Linked DNA regions of Homo sapiens: region 2 is linked to region 1. A link is an interaction called in ENCODE POLR2A ChIA-PET data of the cell type or tissue named here. Cell type or tissue: GM12878. All regions are shown on one strand. Links, peaks and the distances in the headings refer to the core of each region. The heading gives the core; the rest is flanking DNA.

Region 1 (8,902 bases), core at 2,104-4,603:
AGTCGTTAATTCACAGAAGTGGAGCAGAAAGATGAGAATAGGGAAGTAGACAGGGCCTACAATTTGAAGAGCCTTGTTGCCCACTAAGGAACCTAGAACTTACTTTGAATATACAAGGCAGCCTGTTATGAAGTTCTCACTCCTGGTGCAGGAGCTCTTAACCCAGGGTCTGTGGGATGGTAGGTAGAAGGCAAGAGGTCCATGAGTTTAGATAAGAAAAAATTGATATCTCCATCTCCACTAACCTCTAGATAAAATTATTTCCTCTAATCATAAATGTAAGCAGCAAAGCAAAGGCATATTAGCAGTCCCTATTTTTTTTTCACCAGTGATAATTACAGATATTTTCATATCACTTTACAGTTGGAAGTTTTTCAAAATATAATTTACTCTCATTGCTACAAAAATCACAGTTATTAGAGGCTGTACTAGATCTTGTTATTTAATGCTTAAAAGCTCACGGGTTACTGTACCCAAATTACCTTTCAAATGTTTTGATAATTATCTCAGTGTTTCCTTTTCGAGCCTTTTTGTTTGTTTTGTTTTTTGAGATGGGGTCTCACTATGTTGCCCAGGCTGGTCTCAAACTCCTGAGCTCAAGCGATCCATGCACCTCGGCCCCACAAAGTGCTAGGGTTACAGGCATGAGCCACCGTGACTGGCCATTTGCGAGCCTTTTTATTACGCATTTTTAAATGTTATTCTGAGAAAGGGACATCCAGGCGCCTTAACAGGTGGGCAGAGTACCGTGTTCTGGTGGAAAGACAAACAAAACCCAAGTCCAGACTGTGTTGAGGCTAGAACAACACCGCTGTGGAGGAAGTTAGAGGAGGCTTAGCTGTGGGGGAGGCCGGATGGAGGAAACTGAACCTGATCAAGTTTAGCATTCTGGGGCCGGGCTTGGTGGCGCATGCTTGTAATCTCAGCACTTTGGGAGGCTGGGGTGGGCAGATTACTTAAGCTCAGCAGTTTGAGACCAGCCTGGCCAACATGGTGAAACCTGTCTCTACAAAAAAATGCAATGATTAGCGGGTCGTGGTGGTGCGTGCCTGTTAAGTCCCAGCTACTCCGGAGGCTGAAGCTGGAAGATTGCTTGAGCCTGGGAGGTGGAGGTTGCAGTGAGCTGAGATAGTGCCACTGCACTCCAGCCTGGGCGACAGACCCAGACCCAGACCCAGACCCTGTCTGAAAAAAAAAATAGTAATAACAACATTCTGGGCTTTCCTTTGGTATACTTGATAGTGAAAGAAACTCTTTATTATTAAAAGTAACTGTGATTTTTATGTAATGGTGATTAAGGGTGGATTCAGAGTTTTAATTCAGAATTTAAAGTTGGTCTGGTAGACTGAGCTGGTGAAGGCCAAAAAGAAAGAAGCCTTTTCACTTGCTTGAATTTAAATACCTTCTTTTACATTTACATGGGAGTATTGTTCTCTGAGTATCTGATACCTGACACTTTAGCCCTCATGCCTGGGGCATCTTGGGAGGGATGAGCTGGGCCCTCCAGCATTTTGGTGGGAGGAGGATGGCGGTAGACCTTTGAGTTGCTCTGTCCTGGGAGGGTTTGAGCACCCGGAGGCATGCAGTGAGGTCAGTTCATTCTCTCTGTGGCCTAGGTGGACAGGTAGCATGGCCTGTTCTGCACAGAAGGGAACCCAGTTCACCAGCTGCTGGTTGGGTGAGGACCCTGGTATGTTAGGTGCTCAGTTTTTGCTTGGGTGCACAGCCAAAGATTCTGTGCCTTGCCTCAGCTGTGCAGCTAACAAATGGAGTCGATAGTCTTGTGACCTTGGTTTGGTGCCTTTCTGCCACATCATTCTCAGTCCTGAGTTTAGGGCAAAGCATTGCTTTGGTCAGGGGTGCTTCTGCTGAGGCTCTTGTCCTCTAAGCTTGTGCTGTGATTGCACCATTGGGCAGCACCTCCAGGGTGTCCAGCACTGTGCCGGTGGTTGGGGGAGACAGCACCCAGACCAAAGGGCAGCAGGTCTGGGGCCCCTGGCAGAGCCAGGAAGAAGTGCCATAGCCATTACCTGTGCTCTTTATACAAGGGTAACTGGAACATTGCACAGGAAGGGTAGACAAGGGGTAGACAAGCAGGCAGAGCCAGGTCGAGGCCATTGCAAATATTCCATGATAGCCAGATGCTTAGGGATCTGTATCAGCAGCCTAATTGAGATCTGGTGGAACGTTTGAGAGTTGGAACATGAGTATGCTCTCAGAAATGCCATTTGTTGTCTCTTCTACAGCAGGAATTTCCCCATCCTTCCTTTTTTGTTCCATCTGACTTGGAGCCCTAAGCAAACACTGCGTGCCCTCTGTGACATGTTGCTAGAGAATAGCAAGATAGGCCCTTATGAAATAATCACCAAATGCATAGTTCTTAGTGAGGGGAGCTGTGGAAGGAGCATTGGGAGATCTGAGGGAGTGCTCTGAACAGGGCTGGAGAGCATTCCAGACCCAGGGGAAAGCTGATGTTGAGGAGTCCTTGTGCTGCCATAGTCTTAGCTGTGCATTTTAATACATCACATCCAGAAAGAGGCCACTCACAGTGGAGAGAGATAGTGGGGTACCTTATCATTGCTTTTCCAGAGTATTTTCCCTGTCCCCGCAACTCCATCCTAAAAATTCAGCACATTTACTTTTAATGCTGTTTTAATAGTCTTATTGCATCTGTGTGACATTTAGCTTTATGTTCTATAAAAGCAGATGTTTGGGACTTCCCTTACTTTAGTCAGATCACAGTTGGTGTATTTTTAAGTAGCTCTTCCTGCCGGGCAGTGGAGTGTGGTGGGAGGAATCATAGTGTCAAATCATTCATTTGCTGCCTCTGTGACTCCCAACCCCCCAGGCAAGGATTTCCAGCCCCACTGTCTCCATCTGTGAATGAAAGGGCTGGTTCCCACCCAGAGGCAGATTGTGGGATTACACAGGATGGCTTATGAAAGGAGCAGGGACACACACTACATACTGTGTCTTCCCCTTCTTCCCAATCGCTGTCACCGTCCACTCTGTAAAGCCAGGACTGGGTGCAGTGGTTCATGCCTGTAATCCCAGCACTTCGGGAAGCCGAGGCGGGCGGGTCACGAGGTCAGAAGTTCGAGACCAGCCTGGCCAACATGGTGAAGCCCCATTGCTACTAACAATACAAAAATTAGCCAGGCATGGGTGGCACGTGCCTGTAGTCCCAGCTACTCAGGAGGCCGAGGCAGGAGAATCGCTTGAACCCAGGAGACAGAGGTTGCAGTGAGCTGAGATCGCACCACTGCACTCAGTGCAAGACTCGGTCTCAAAAACAAAGCCAGACAGTGCTCGAGGCCTGGGAGCAGAACCTGACCCTGTCACAATGAAAGGCCTAGTGGGAAGCAAACCACCTGGAGAGGGGAACTGTGTTCCCTGTGGCCAGACTTCTCAGGTCCTACGCCTGGGAAACTGCGCCCCAGAAGGCCAGTGAGCAGCTGACTCCAGCTCTAGGCATGCTGCCCCGAACCATCCGCTGTCACAGTTGCCTCAAAGACCTCCATTCATTCCACTCCCATCTGTGTGGCTGCTGCAAGCTTGACACTTTTTTCTGACACACTTTCTCTGCTTTGCTCATTATCTGGGACTTGTTCCTTGTTATTCTTAACTGCAGAGGCACTTAAAGAGCCCTTTTCTGGGGCACACAGGCCCTTTGAGTCCAGGCAAGCCTGGAGCAGTTGTCTGGCCATTCCCAGCAGATGCTGCAGGATTGTGACTCTGCACAAGTGTCTTCTGTGCATTTCACTAGGCCATGAGGCAGCTCACCACTAAATGTAGCAGTGTGTGGTCAAAAGGGACGTGGGGCAGAGCTCAGTGGTAAAAGGCCACCTTTCTCGTGGCTGTGTTTGGTGTCCTAAGAGAATGAGCTCAAGAACAGTGGGCTACAGTCTTCTGACCCTTGGGGAAGATCGTGAGAAGGATGCTGCAGCTCTTCATGTGAGAGCGGAGGCTGTCCTCCTTTCACAGATAGGAGAACAAAAGTTTCATGTGCTATCCCACTGCTGGGGCTGGGACTGGGGTCGAGGTCAAGGTCAAGGTCTAGTGGGTCTAAGTCAAAAGTTAACTGCTTACTTACTTCCCTCTGTTTCTCTTCCTTCTAGTCGCCCATGTTTGATGGAAAAGTCCCACACTGGTACCACTTCTCCTGCTTCTGGAAGGTGGGCCACTCCATCCGGCACCCTGACGTTGAGGTGGATGGGTTCTCTGAGCTTCGGTGGGATGACCAGCAGAAAGTCAAGAAGACAGCGGAAGCTGGAGGAGTGACAGGTGTGTACATACTGGGGCAGCATGGGCATTCAGCCCCCACCCTGAAGCTCCCAGGAGGGCCTCGTCTCAGAGAGCAAAGCAAACCTCCCCCAGCTTGCCCTCTCCCACATGTGCAGATCAAGCGTATGGTGCCCATGTTATTTCAGCAACACCTCCTGGACTCAGCATCATCTGTTGCATGATATTTGGTATTTTGTTTTTCCAGGTGCTTGGAATGTAGCCTTTAAAGTTGTTTTGTTTTTAATATACTTTATTTTTGTTCATGGCAAAAGTAAGCAAAGAACAAAGAGTTTCCAGTACCCCCTCCCCCTCCCACCACACAGGCTCTTCCTTGTCAACACCTCCCACCAGAGTAGTACATTTGTTATAATTGAGGAACCTACACTGACACATCATTATTGCCCAGAGTCCAGAAACTCCTGATGCTCTACATTCTATGGGTTTGGACAAATGTATGATGACATGCATCTGCCATTATAGTATCATACAGAGTAGTTTCAGACCTGCACCCTTCTGCAGCCCCCTTAAGATTAAGGAAGAATAGCTCATCTCTGAGAGGGGAATGAGGTAGGAGGTGGGGCTCAGACACCAAACCAAACCGAGGACTAACTAAAGCAGGGACAGGGACGAAGCAGCTTTCCATAAAACACCCACCAGTGTGCCATATCAGTTTACCATTGCCATGGCAATACCCGGAAGTTACCACCCCTTTCTGTGACAACAATCTGATGACCTAAAAGTTACCACCCCGTTTCTTAACATGTCTGCATAGTCTGCCCCTTAATTTGCATATAATTAAAAGTGGGTGTAAATATGACTTCAGAACTGCCTTTGAGCTGCTGCTCTCAGCACAGTGCCTGTGGGGTAGCCCTGCTCTGCAGGAGCAGTCACAGAGCCATAACACTGCTGCCTCAATAAAGCTGCTTTCTTCTACCACGAGCTCGCTCTTAAATGCTTTCCAGAGCGAAGCCAAGGACCCGCCCAGGCCAATCCCCAATTTAGGGCTGGCCTGCCCTGCATCAGTTTCACTGCTCTAAAAATCCCCTGTTTATCCCTCCTAATTCCTGACAACCACTGCTCTTTTTACTGTCTCCACAGTTTTCTCCTTTTATGTCTTCTCCCATGTCTTAGTACAGGTCACGTCAGGTGACATAGCAGAGCAGAAAGCAAAGCTATTAAAAGCTTTATTAGGAGAGGTAATCCTAGGGCAGCAAGAGAGAGGGAGGAAGGGGAGGCAGGAGGGCAAGCACAGTGCCATACGCTGTCAAGCTGGCCATGGCTTCATGAGAAACAGCCAATGGCTTGGTCATGCAGGATGCCCTCACGCAAGTCCTTTGCCACTAAGCTTCAGAAAAGCCCCTCGGAGCAGGAGGAAGGGAGCAGCATTATCCATTGGTTCTTTCTGCCTCTTGTTTCTCATTGGTTTTAGCTCGCTGGAGGTGCTGTGGTTCTCTGCACTTCCAGACTGTGTTCCTGGCCTCTGCACAGTCACGCCCTGCAGCCAGAGCTGCCTCTAGATCTGGAAGTGGCGGGAGGACTCTCAGTCCCTGGTTTTGAAAGAGTTGGCCTGTTGGTGACAGTGCTGTGTTTGTTACTGTGGTGGTCACTACAGGGTGGGTATGCCAGGGTGTGGCCCTTACCCTGAGGCAGTGACAGTGCTAGGGAACAAGGCTGTGGCACCAGCAGCCACTGTCAGGTAGCCCACCCTGGGGATACAGATGAACTACATCCAGTACGTGTAATTTTATGGTTCCTTATTTCTTTTAACATCTAAATGTTTACTCTATTTGAGAGTTATCCCGGTGTGTGCTGATGTGTGGTGTGAGGCGTGACTCCAGTTTTATTTTTTTCCAGATGATGATCTAGTTTCCCTACTTTGTTTTTTTGTTGTTGTTTTTGTTTTTGTTTTGTTTTCGAGATGGAGTCTCACTCTGTTGCCCAGGCTGGAGTGCTGTGGCATGGTCTTGGCTCACTGCCACCTCCGCCTCCCGGGTTCAGGCGATTCTCCTGCCTCAGCCTCCCGAGTAGCGTGGTGCCTGCCACCATGCCCAGCTAATTTTTTGTACTTTGTTTATTGGCTTATTCATCTCCCCCATTGAGAGGTGTCTTGTATCATGCACAAAATCTCTGTATTTTGGGGTCCTTTTAAAAATTTCTGTTCCATTGTCTGTTTAACCTTTTTTTATATGTAAACTTTTTTCGTTGTTGTTGGAGACGGATTCTCGCTCTGTCACCCAAGCTGGGGTGCAGTGGTGTGATCTCGGCTCACCGTAAGCTCCGCCTCCCAGGTTCATGACATTCTTCTGTATGTAGACTTTTTTTCTTATAGCAGTTTTAGGTTCACAGCAAAATTGAGTAAAGTACAGAGTTTCCATATACCCGCTAGCCCTACCCACCCCACACATACACAGACTTTTGTCCACAATCAACATCGCCACCAGAGTGGTCCATGGTTATAGCTGATGAGCTACATTGACACATCGTTATCGGAGTGGTCCATGGTTATAACTGATGAGCCACATTGACACATCGTTATCCCTCGAGGTCTGTAGTTTACATGAGGGCTCACTCTTTGCATTGTACATTCTGTCAGTTTTAACAAACATACATTGACATGCATGTACCTTTATGGTAGCCTCCAGAGTCCTTTCACTGCCTGGGAAATCTCTGTGCTTTGCCTAGTCATTCCTCCCTCCCCTCTAACCTCCAGTAACCACTGATCTTTTTGCTTTCTCCATAGTTTTTCCTTTTCCAGAATATAATATAGTTGGAATCATACAGAAGGTAGCCTTTTCAGATTGGCTTCTCTCACTAGCAATGTGCTCTTAAGATTCCTCCATGTCGAGCCGGGCACGGTGGCTCACATCTGTAATCCCAGCACTTTGGGAGGCCGAGCCCAGCAGATTACGAGGTCAGGAGTTCGAGACCAGCCTGGCCAATATGGTGAAACCCTGTCTCTATTAAAAATACAAAAATTAGCCGGTGTGGTGGTGTGCACCTGTAGTCCCAGCTACTCGGGAGGCCGAGACAGGAGAATTGGTTGTACTGGGAGGCGGAGGTTGCAGTGAGCCGAGATCATGCCACTGCACTCCAGCCTGGCAACAGAGCGAAACTCCATCTCAAAAAAAAAAAAAAAAAAAGATTCCTCCATGTCTTGTCGTATTGATAGCTCATTTCTTTTTATTACTGAATAATATTCCATTGTCTGGATTACCACAGTTTGTTTATTCATTGACCTGCTGAAGGACATCTTGATTGCTTCCAAGTTTTGGTGATTATGAACAAAGCTGCTAGAAACACCCACCATGTGCAGGTTTTTATGGGGACATAAGTTTTCAACTCCTTTGGGTAATCAAGGAGTACAATTGCTGGATCATGTGGTAAGAGTATATTTAGTTTTGTAAGAAACTGCCAAGCTGTCTTTCAAAAAGCTGAATCATTTTCCATTCCCACCAGCAATAGATGAGAGTTCGTATCATTATACATCTTTGCCAGCATTTGGTGTTATCATTGTTTTGGATTTTGGCCATTCCAATAGATATATAGTATTTTATTATTGTTTTAATTTGCATTTCCCTAATACTGTAATTATCTTGAACATCTTCTCATACGTTTATTTACCATCTGTATATCTTTGGTGAAATGTCTTTTGCCTGCCCCTACCCCCACTTTTTTTTTTTTTTTTTAAGACTGTCTTGCTCCGTCGCCCAGGCTAGAGTGCAGTGGTGTGATCACAGTTCGCTGCAGCCTTGACCTCTGTCTCCCACCTCAGCCTCTTGAGTAGCTGGGACTACAGGTGCGCACCACCATGCCTGGCTAATTTTTTTAAATTTTTTGTAGAGACAGGGCCCCACCTTGTTGCCCAGACTGGTCTCAAACTCCTGGTTTTGCTCTTTTTAAAATCACATTGTTTGTTTTCTTACTGTTGAGTCCTAAGAGTTCTTGGTATATTTTGGATAACAGCCCTTTGTCATATGTCTTTTGAAAATATTTTTTCTCAGTGTGTGGCTGGTCTTCCGCAGAGCAGAAGTTCTTAATTTTGTGAAGTCTAGTTAATCAGTTACTTCTTTAGTGGATTGGGCTTTTGGTGTTTGTAAAAAGTCATCACCAGACCCAAGGTCATATAGATTTTCTTCTAGAAGTTTAACAGTTTTGTGTCTTACATTTAGGTCTGTTATCCATTTTGGTTACTTTTTGTGAAGGGTGTAAGGTCTGTGTCTAGATTCCTTTATTTTTTTTCTTTTTTTTTTTTCGCATGTGGATGTCCAGTTGTTACAGCTCCGTTTGTTGAAAAGACTATCTTTTCTCCATTTTTGCCTTTACTTTTTTGTCAAAGATCAGTGGACTGTGCTTGTGTGGCTCTGTTTCTGGGCTCCCTGTTCTGTCCCACTGATCTACGTATCCTTTTGCCAGTACCACACTGTGTTGACTGCTGTGGCTTCATAGTAAGTCTTTAGGTTGGGTAGTGTCAGTCCTCCAACCTTGTTACTGTCATGGCAGAAGGCAGAGGAGAAGCCGGCAGTTGACATGGCCGGAGCAGGAGGAAGAGAGTGAAAGGGGAGGTGCTACACATTTTTCAACAACCAGATCTCAGGAGAACTCACAAGTATCATGACAC
Region 2 (8,902 bases), core at 2,802-5,301, 420 kb before region 1:
GGGCCTTTGTGTAGACAGCCAGCTGGCCTTCCTTAGAGACACACCAGGGCAGGCTGAATAATGACCCCGAATATGTCCACACCCTGAATCTCTGGAACCTGTGACCATGTTACCATATAGGGGACTGTGCAGGTGTGATTGAGTCAAAGACCTTGAGGTGAGGGGGCTCATCCTGAATTATCTGGGTGGGGCCAATGTAATCTCAAGGGTCCTTATAAGAGGGAGGCAGGAGGATCTGAGAGAGTAATAGGAGATGTGATGACTGAAACAAGAGGGGCCATGCAAGGAAGGGGCCAGGAGCCAAGGAATGCAGAAGGCCCCAAGGAGATGAAAAGACAAGGAAACATTCTCCTAGAACCTCCAGAAGGAATGCCAGCTTGCCCACACCTTGGATTTGGCCTAGCAAAACTGATTTTAAAATTCTGACCTCCAGAACTACAAGAGAATAAATTTGTGCTGTTTTAAGCTACTGAGTTTGTGATAAGTTGTTACATCAGCAGTAGGAAGCCAGTACACTCCAGCTGCACCATCTCACCTTTTTAAAAGACAAGTAGCAGATTAAATATATATATCCCTATTATATTGTATATTATATATAATATATATATGCCTATTTTTTGGCCACAGTAACTAAAATGAGGGAGCCATGTAGAATAAGCATGTGTCATATTTGCGTATGCTTAATATCTTTTGAATAAATTCCTTTCCTATTTTTAGGCACTTCCAGGCCATGCTGCGTTTCCCAGTATCTCTTGCAGCTAGGACACAAACACTTGACCTGGGCCTCCCCACCATCATATGCACCTTAGTGAGAAGGCCCCTGGAGGATTCCTCTCCCAGGGGCTCTGTGGAGCAGTCACTGAGATCTCAGGGGCAGCAGGGGCAGAGGTCCTGGCTGTGGTGTCCCATCTCAGTATCTAAAGTGTGCACCTGCACTCAGCAGTGGTGGGAGGATGATCTGGGTATTGTTCCAGGCTGTAGAGCCTTCAGGCCTGATTTGCTGGCCTTTCTGGAAATCCTGTGAGCCACACAGTATCCTTCTATGAATCTGTTTGCTACTTAATCTTGTACTGTGGATTCTTTCATTTGCCACTAAGAACTCTGACTGATACATACCTTATGGCAAGGTTGTCAGTGTTAGTGCTGGAAGGTGAAGCATTTTGCTTTTCCAGACAGCCAGAATCATTCAGCAAGATCAGGAAATGGAAGCCAAAGTGCACATTAGTTTGTAATTACAGCTGCAGAGCATCCCAGCAACCACAGAACAGCTGGTGCTCTTTAGTCCTAGAGTGGCCGTGGAGGGGGACCATGTCCAGAGAATAAGTGACTATGGGGTTTCCAGGTGGGCTTCAGAAGGGCCCATCTAGGAGAGGTGAGGGATGACTGGCATAGTTTCCTCAGATGCAGGTGAGGGAGGTGCTAGGAGCACTCTCTCAGAGCCACTTTCCCCCAGGGATAGCCAGTTGCTATTTCAGTTTGGGGAGAGGTGCCTGAAGTCCTCCTGGCTTTCCTCTCCCTCCCCTCCCTTCCTGTCCCCTGAGTCTGGGCCAAGAAGGCTCACAGATGAGGAGCCAGATGTGAGCAGAGCCTTGACACACAGCCGCTTCCAGGAGCTCGTGCTCAGCCTGGAACACTGTCAAGGAGATGACAGATGTGCCTTCCTCCTTGGGTCAGCTTCAGATGAAGTCATCCTTTCCCTCTGGACTCTATCAGGATTAGCCGTTGGTATTTCTGAGTCACTTCACAGTTCATACGCACTTTGGAAACCAGAAGTATCGTGTGAAAATCTCTGCAGATGAGATTTTTATCCTGGGCCTTTACTTTTGAGGATGCTCTTGAGACACTGAACCAAGAACATTGACCAGAACATTGAATGTTATTTTGAGGATTTTGAGAATTAAGAAGCATAAAAGAAGGAGAAACACATTGGTGATGAATGTGTTCAGGAGGCCATAGGGGTTGCAGCTACTATAAAATCAAATCCATGCCTCTGAAGTGCTCCCACGCCCTCCGGGGGATGCTGTTTATGAGTTTTCTTGGATCTTACAAGGGGCAAGTAAGATTGCCTCGTCTCACACAGAGCTTCCTTTGAAGAATGCTAATCCTGTGAGGACTTTTCCTTCCATGATATTGTTGAGGAGGAGTTTTCTGATTACCATTGCCTGAAATGGCTTAAGGCTAAAATATCCTAACCCAAAAGTCTTTAGAAAGGGAAAAGTTAAGACCTTGTCAATAATTTATAATCTAGTGGTAATCAATATGTTAGTATTCAATCGGATTGTTTTCAACATCCCTTCAGCAGAACAATTTCCCAAGAAATGTGTGTCCATAATTATGTTTTTATGGGGGAGAGGGGTAAGGACATTCATTGATGAGGAAATTACATTAGGGAGAAACAGACCATTCACAGGGAGCCCTTTGTCGAGCAGAGCAAAGCTGGAAAGCTGTCATAGCGAGGACCCGTCCTTCCTTCCTTGATGGTGTGTGTGTTTTATCTATTACACTGGAAAATGTAGCTCTACAGAGGGTTTGCTCTGAGCATGACTCTATCAATTGAGAGCTCAAGTAGAATTCTGATGGAAACTAAGATTACAATGTAATACAAAACCAGTGACCTGTGTTAATTGTGCGTTGCTGATATGGCTGCAATAAGTTGAATTCATTGCTGATGTGGGTCCAACAACTTGGTGTATGTAGTGAACACAGGAGACCAAGGGCTGTCCTTCTCAACCACGGGCTCCCTGAGTGATGCCCTCTTGTCCCCACAGCCACTCTTCTCTCCCGTGGGAAGATCCCTGTCCCTTCTCATTTCTTGGGCAAGTATATTGCTTTCCCAACATGGGCATTATTGGACAGCTTCTGTACTCCTCAAGAAAACCTAAATATTACTATCTCTCCTGCCTTCCCAAGACAGTTTCTTTCCCCAGAACTGAATTTCAGAGCTCGGTAATCCCTGGCACGGTCTCCATGAGTCCAGATGGGATACACTTTACAGATAGACCTGCACACCCCCTTCTATGCACCTCACTCCCTTGACACTTCTTTTTTGTTTGTTTGTTTTTTTGAGATGGAGTTTCACTCTTGTCACCCGGGCTGGAGTATAATGGCGCAATCTCTGCTCACTAAAACCTCGCCTAAAACCTGAGGCAGGTTCAAGCGATTCTCCTGCCCTGGCCTTCTGAGTAGCTGGGATTACAGGCGCCCACCACCACGCCCAGCTAATTTTTGTATTTTTAGTACAGACAGGGTTTTCACCATGTTGGTCAGGCTGGTCTCAAACTCCTGACCTCCGGTGATCCGCCTGCCTCGGCCTCCCAAAGTGCTGGGATTACAGGCGTGAGCCACCACGCCCAGCCCCTTGACACTTCTTGACACTGTTCAGACCCCACATAACATACATACTTAACTGGGATTACCTGCTTTGCAGGATCTTGCACATAATGTACATACTTGACTGGGATTACCTGCTTTGCAGGACCTTGACTCCTGAAGCTAGGAAATCCCTGGAGACATCTGTAAAGGTCACCAATTAGTTTTCTCCAATGTTGGCTCTAGTTTAATCCCAAATGATCTAACACAAGTGACCCCCACATTTTTTGTTTGTGTCTGCTTTGAGGTGACCCCAGCTCTTCCCGCACCCAAGGAAGCAGGATGTAGCCACTCTTTAATAATCTATAAAATACCAAGAATACCAAAAATCAGCTACTCAGCATTCTGAAAATGATAGCAAACGTTTTGTAAGTACAATTGCAGCAGGGGGACATGGTCACATTAACTCGCATCCTGCTTTGGTACTAACAAAACATCCCCTTTGGCTTTTTGCTTCCTTTCCCTCCCCAAAGGAATTTGCTATTGTTTGTAAATATAGTATACCCCTAACACCAGCTTTATTTAACTCCACTTCACATTTTTAGCCTTTCTGAAAATTCATACTAGGTAGGTTTTACTTTTTTTGAAACAATTCCATTGAGGTAGAATTTACATACAATAAATTGGACTGGTAGGGTCAGGCTCAGAGCACTGTTTTATTTTTTACTTTATTTTTAAAAATTTTTGTGGGTACATAGTAGGTGTATATATTTATGGGATACATGAGCTATTTTGGTACTGGCATGCAATGCATAATAATTAAACCATGGAAAACCGGGTATCCATCCCCTCAAGCATTTATCCTCTGTGTTACAAACAATCCAATTATATTCTTTTAGTTATTTTTTGAAATGTACAATTAAATTATTATTAACTGTAGTCTCCCTGTTGTGCTATCAGATACTAGGTTTTAATTCATTCATTCATTCTTTTTTTTTTTTTTTTTTGAGATGGAGTTTCGCTCTTGTTGCCCAGGCTGGAGGGCAATGGCGTGATCTCGGCTCACCGCAACCTCCGTTTCCCAGGTTCAAGCGATTCTCCTGCCTCAGCCTCCTGAGTAGCTGGGATGACAGGCATGCACCACCATGCTCAGCTAATTTTGTATTTTTAGTAGAGACGGGGTTTCTCCACGTTGGTCAGGCTGGTCTTGAACTCCCGACCTCAGGTGATTCGCCCGCCTCTGCCTCCCAAAGTGCTGAGATTACAGGCATGAGCCACCGTGCCCGGCCTTAATTCATTCTTTCTATTTTTTTTGGTACCCATTTATTATCCCTACCTCTCCTCACCTTGCCACCCCACCACCCTTCCCAGCCTCTGGTCACCATCTTCTACTCTATGCTCATGAATTCAATTGTTTTGATTTTTAGATCCCACAAATAAATGAGAACATTGAGCACTGTTTTAAGTGAACAGTGAGTTTTGACAAATGTATATGCCTATGTGACCACCATCATATTCAAGATATAGAATGTTTCTGTCATCCCAAAAAGTTCTCTCATGTCTCTTTGCTGTCAACCATCCTCTCCACCCTCAGCTCCAGGCAACTGCTGATCTGCTTTCTGTCATTATTGTTTCATTTTGATGGGCTTTAGTTTTAAGGAGAATATACTGTAGCCAATAAAATGGAGTTCTGCTTGCTTCTGCTTGACACCCTGCAAGGATCCACATGAGAAAATGTTAACATTAAAAACATAGCAATTGTATGTCATCTGAGCCACACAACATTGATCCTTTGCTGAATTCTTTTCTCTCATTAGTGTAATAAATTGTTTTCAAAGATGGCGCCAACAATTCCTCCCTCATGCCACTCCTCCCATCAAGAGGTGGAGTCTGTCTCCCCTTTCTTTGAACCAGAAGTGATTTTGTTACTTGATTTGACTGAAAGAATGAGAAAAAAGGCCGGACGTGGTGGCTCTTGCCTGTAATCCCAACACTTTGAGAGGCTGAGGCAGGTGAATCACTTGAACCTGGGAGTTCATGGCAAAACCCTGTCTCTACAAAACAAAAAATCCCCAAAACACAAATATTAGCGGGGCATCATGGCCTGCACCTGTAGTCCCAGCTACTCGGGAGGCTGAGGTGGGAGAATCGCTGGAACCCAAGAGGTGGAGGTTGCGGTAAGCCAAGATTGCACCACTGAACTCCAGCCTGGGTGACAGAGTGAGACCCTATCTCAAAAAAAAAAAAAAAAAAAAAAGAAGTGATGCTCTGCCAGTTCCAGGCTCCCGCTTTACAAAGCTTGAGAATGTCTATTTGGCCTATTGGGATTCAGCCACCGTGTAAGTAAGCTCAAGCCAGACTGCTAAATGATGAGAGACTCTGTGGAGAGGGAGCGCTCAACCAGCTCCCTGCTCCTCAAGCCACCCCAGCTGAGGTGCCAGACATGTAAGTGAAGCCATCTTGTGTGTTCCATCTAAATTCCAACTAAAGCTCCCAACTAAATGCAGCCACACAAGTGACCTTGAGCAACTCAGTACAGAGCCGAAGAACTGCTCAGCTGAGCCCAGCCAACCCCCAGAATTGTGAGAAATAATAAATCTTTGTTTTAAGCCACTGAGTTTTGGGGTAGTTTGTTATACAGCAGTGGATAACTGAAGCCATCGGGAATGTTGAATGAAGGTAATGCCCTCCTAGAAACACCTGAAACAACATCAGCAGAGGGAAAGAACATGCGGCCTCCATAATACTGTGAAGCAGTGACTGCCCCTTTGTGAAGTCCCAGAGGCAGGTCATTAAACCAGATCCTCCCAAAGGAAGCAGAACCCAGGATGCAGTCACAGCCAAGAGAGGCTTCTTCAGGGGCTCTCAGGAGCTCAGTGTGGGGAGTTGGCTCAAGGGAAAAAGGGATTCCAGGTCCTCCTCCTTCTCTTTGTGGCTTTCCGAGGGAGAGTCTTACCCAGGTGGGGGGAGTCGTAGCTGAAGAATTTGAGTTTCTAGGGAGACCTAGGATGATTTAAGAGGTTAAGAGCTTCTTAGAGCCACGTCTTCTTAGGAAGACCCAGATGAGAAATGATTCAGGAATTCCCATGATCAAAGGCTAGCACAATCTGTGGCCTGCAAAAGCTACTCACAAAAGTGTTTGTTAAGTCAATAAATTTCTGCTTGAGTTATTTGGATATTCCACAGGCTAATTAGATTTAGGGAATCCAAGACTGGTGCTGAGGTGTCCACCAGGCATGAACAATTCACTTTGACAGTTCCTAGATCATCATGCACTCTGCAGACCAAAGAGAGCCATAGAAACCTTAATTTGAAGATTAATTATTTAGCCTGTTGTAGACTTAGCCTTCACCTAGCATTTAACTATAGAATGGGAGCAAGTTTGGGACATTCGTATGAACCCATCATCACTTGCCCTTTCTTTCCTGGAAGACTTGATAATCTTCAACCAAACCTCCAGCTCACGGAAAAAGGATCTCTAGCAGCAGCTTATTTGAATTGAGGAGGATTCCTAATGGAGTGTATGGAAATTGTTGCTCTAGATGTTTGAATAACCAGGTGGTAAAGCAAGGGGACCAGCATTTCCTGATAAATACAAGCAGTCTGCTGCTAGCTGAGGCTGTTTTGAATTGGATATGGTAACAAGAGCAACACCACTTCACCTCTGTCTCACCTGAATTATCCAGTAGTTGGTGAGCTCCTCAGAGGAAGGAAGATGGGGCAGGGGAACTTTTCTGGATCTGGGCCCGAAGGATGCTTCTGCACCCCCAGCTTATTTTTTTTTTTTTTTAAGACAGGGTCTCACTCTGTCTCCCAGGCTGGAGTGCAGTGGCGCAATCTTGGCTCATTGCAACCCCTGTCTCCCGGGTTCAGGTGATTCTCCAGAGTCAGATTACTGAGTAGCTGGGACTACAGGTGTGTGCCACCATGCCTGGCTAATTTTTGTATTTTTAGTAGAGACAGGGTTTCACCATGTTGGCCAGGCTGGTCTTGAACTCCTGACTTCAAGTGATCTGCTCGCCTTGTCCTCCCAAAGTGCTGGGATTACAGGCGTGAGCCACTGTGCCCCGCCCCCAGCTTAATTTTTCTATGTTTGCAATGGTCATAGCACATCCTCTACATCTTCATTGTTCCCTGTGCATGCATTGAGATGAGTTTCCTTAGTGTCACCTGCAGAAAGCAGAGGAAGGAGAAAGAGGTGGGAATATGACAATTCCAGAAGTCTTCCTGCAAGAAGGGCCACAGCTAAGTGACAAAGACAAGGAGGGACAGGGACAGGCCAGCAGTAAATGTGGAGCAGCACCAAGTGCATGCCAAAAAGTCAGAGTTTTCACTTTCTAAGTTGGTTTGTGTCTTATTGAATAAATCAAAAGGACTTGACCCTGTGCTTATGCAAGATCTCTTAGTGGCGTGCAAGCATTTAGAAATGCTTGAAGTGCTGCACACATGAAAGGCAGAGTGACTTTGTTATTAGCTCCGTCTGTAACTGGATGACGGCCACACCCTCTGGCATCTGACTGAGTAGGAAAAAGGCCCCAGGGTGTCCTGTGCTGGGGACACCAGGTGACTGTACAGAGTCCATGCCAGCCAGGAGATCCCAGCAGGTGCGAGGCTGATGGGAAATGAGCAAGCTTGGACGGTTTTCCTGCCTGGATGGAGCGTCCGGCTTAGTCACTCTTCCCTCTGCCTGGGGGAGTGAAGTCACAAGCTCTCTGCTCTCACTGTCTTGCCAGCCCTTCTTCTCCCTTCCCTCGGCCCTCTTGCCTTCTCTAGGACCACAGATTAATTGTAACTAGAACCCTAAACACACTTACTGTAAGAGGCTTTCCCTTATAAACATAAGGTTTAAAAAAAGAGGGTCAAATGGCAAACAAACACCCTCAAAAGCAAGAAACAGCTGCATTCTGCAAAGCCAAGCTACTCTCAAGGATTTTTTTTTTCTTTTATAGAGACAGGATCTGTCGCCCAGGCTGGGGTGTAGTGGCTGGATCATAGCTCACTGTAGCCTTAAGCTCCTGGACTCAAGTGACTCTCCTGACTCAGCCTCCTGCGTAGCTGGGACTATAGGCCCATGCCACCATGCCCAGCTAATGTTTTAGACAAAATAAGGAGTAGGGCATAATCCAGGGTCAGGGCAGTTACAAAGAAATCCCTACTTGTAGTGCTTTTGTAGGCTGATAAATGATATTGATATTCTTAATGATAACTATAAAATACAGATCTTGAGACATATTTTTAAAACTATTTTTAAATTTTATTACTAATATCTACTGTGTATGCCACCCCCACATCCTTTTTGGAAAGAAATGAGGCAATATTAATAATAAATTCTCATGTTGATTTCAGGTGCTTTCACATACATTATTTCTTTGGTTTTCCCACAGCCTGTTGAGCTGGCAGAGTCTTGAACATATCAGGGACAGCTGTCTCTCGGATTTGTCTGAATCTGTAAGCAGTGTTGGAGCAGTCACCGCCATCAAGGCAGTGGCAGGATGGGTGTGTCTGTCCTGCAGTGCAGGGGTCTTGAAGGCTTTCTTGGGTTTTGCTGACCCTGTTGGCAGATATTGGCAGATTTTTTTTTTTTTTTTTTTTG

The links. Peaks named below come from ENCODE experiments on the same cell type or tissue, not always from the same donor. Only the 100,000 strongest peaks of a DNase experiment are listed, where the experiment ranks them.
Region 2: POLR2A ChIA-PET joins it to region 1 with 6 read pairs; 4 of 35 experiments call an interaction of 5 or more read pairs at or near these places.

What each region holds. Positions count from the first base shown.
Region 1 is chr1:226,397,596-226,406,497 of GRCh38, reverse strand. PARP1 (poly(ADP-ribose) polymerase 1) reads left to right here. Exons shown (of 23, transcript NM_001618.4): 2 at 4,119-4,284. Among named protein-coding and RNA genes, the nearest start is that of PARP1, 6.0 kb to the left of the region's middle. RefSeq lists a cis regulatory region at 2,956 and enhancers at 2,884-3,028, 2,669-3,570. In GM12878, for the core only: a CTCF peak has its summit at 2,902; no DNase peak of the experiment used is centred there; H3K4me3 peaks cover 1,406 bases; H3K27ac peaks cover 1,770 bases.
Region 2 is chr1:226,814,245-226,823,146 of GRCh38, reverse strand. No RefSeq gene overlaps it. Among named protein-coding and RNA genes, the nearest start is that of PSEN2, 52 kb to the left of the region's middle. In GM12878, for the core only: no CTCF peak of the experiment used is centred there; no DNase peak of the experiment used is centred there.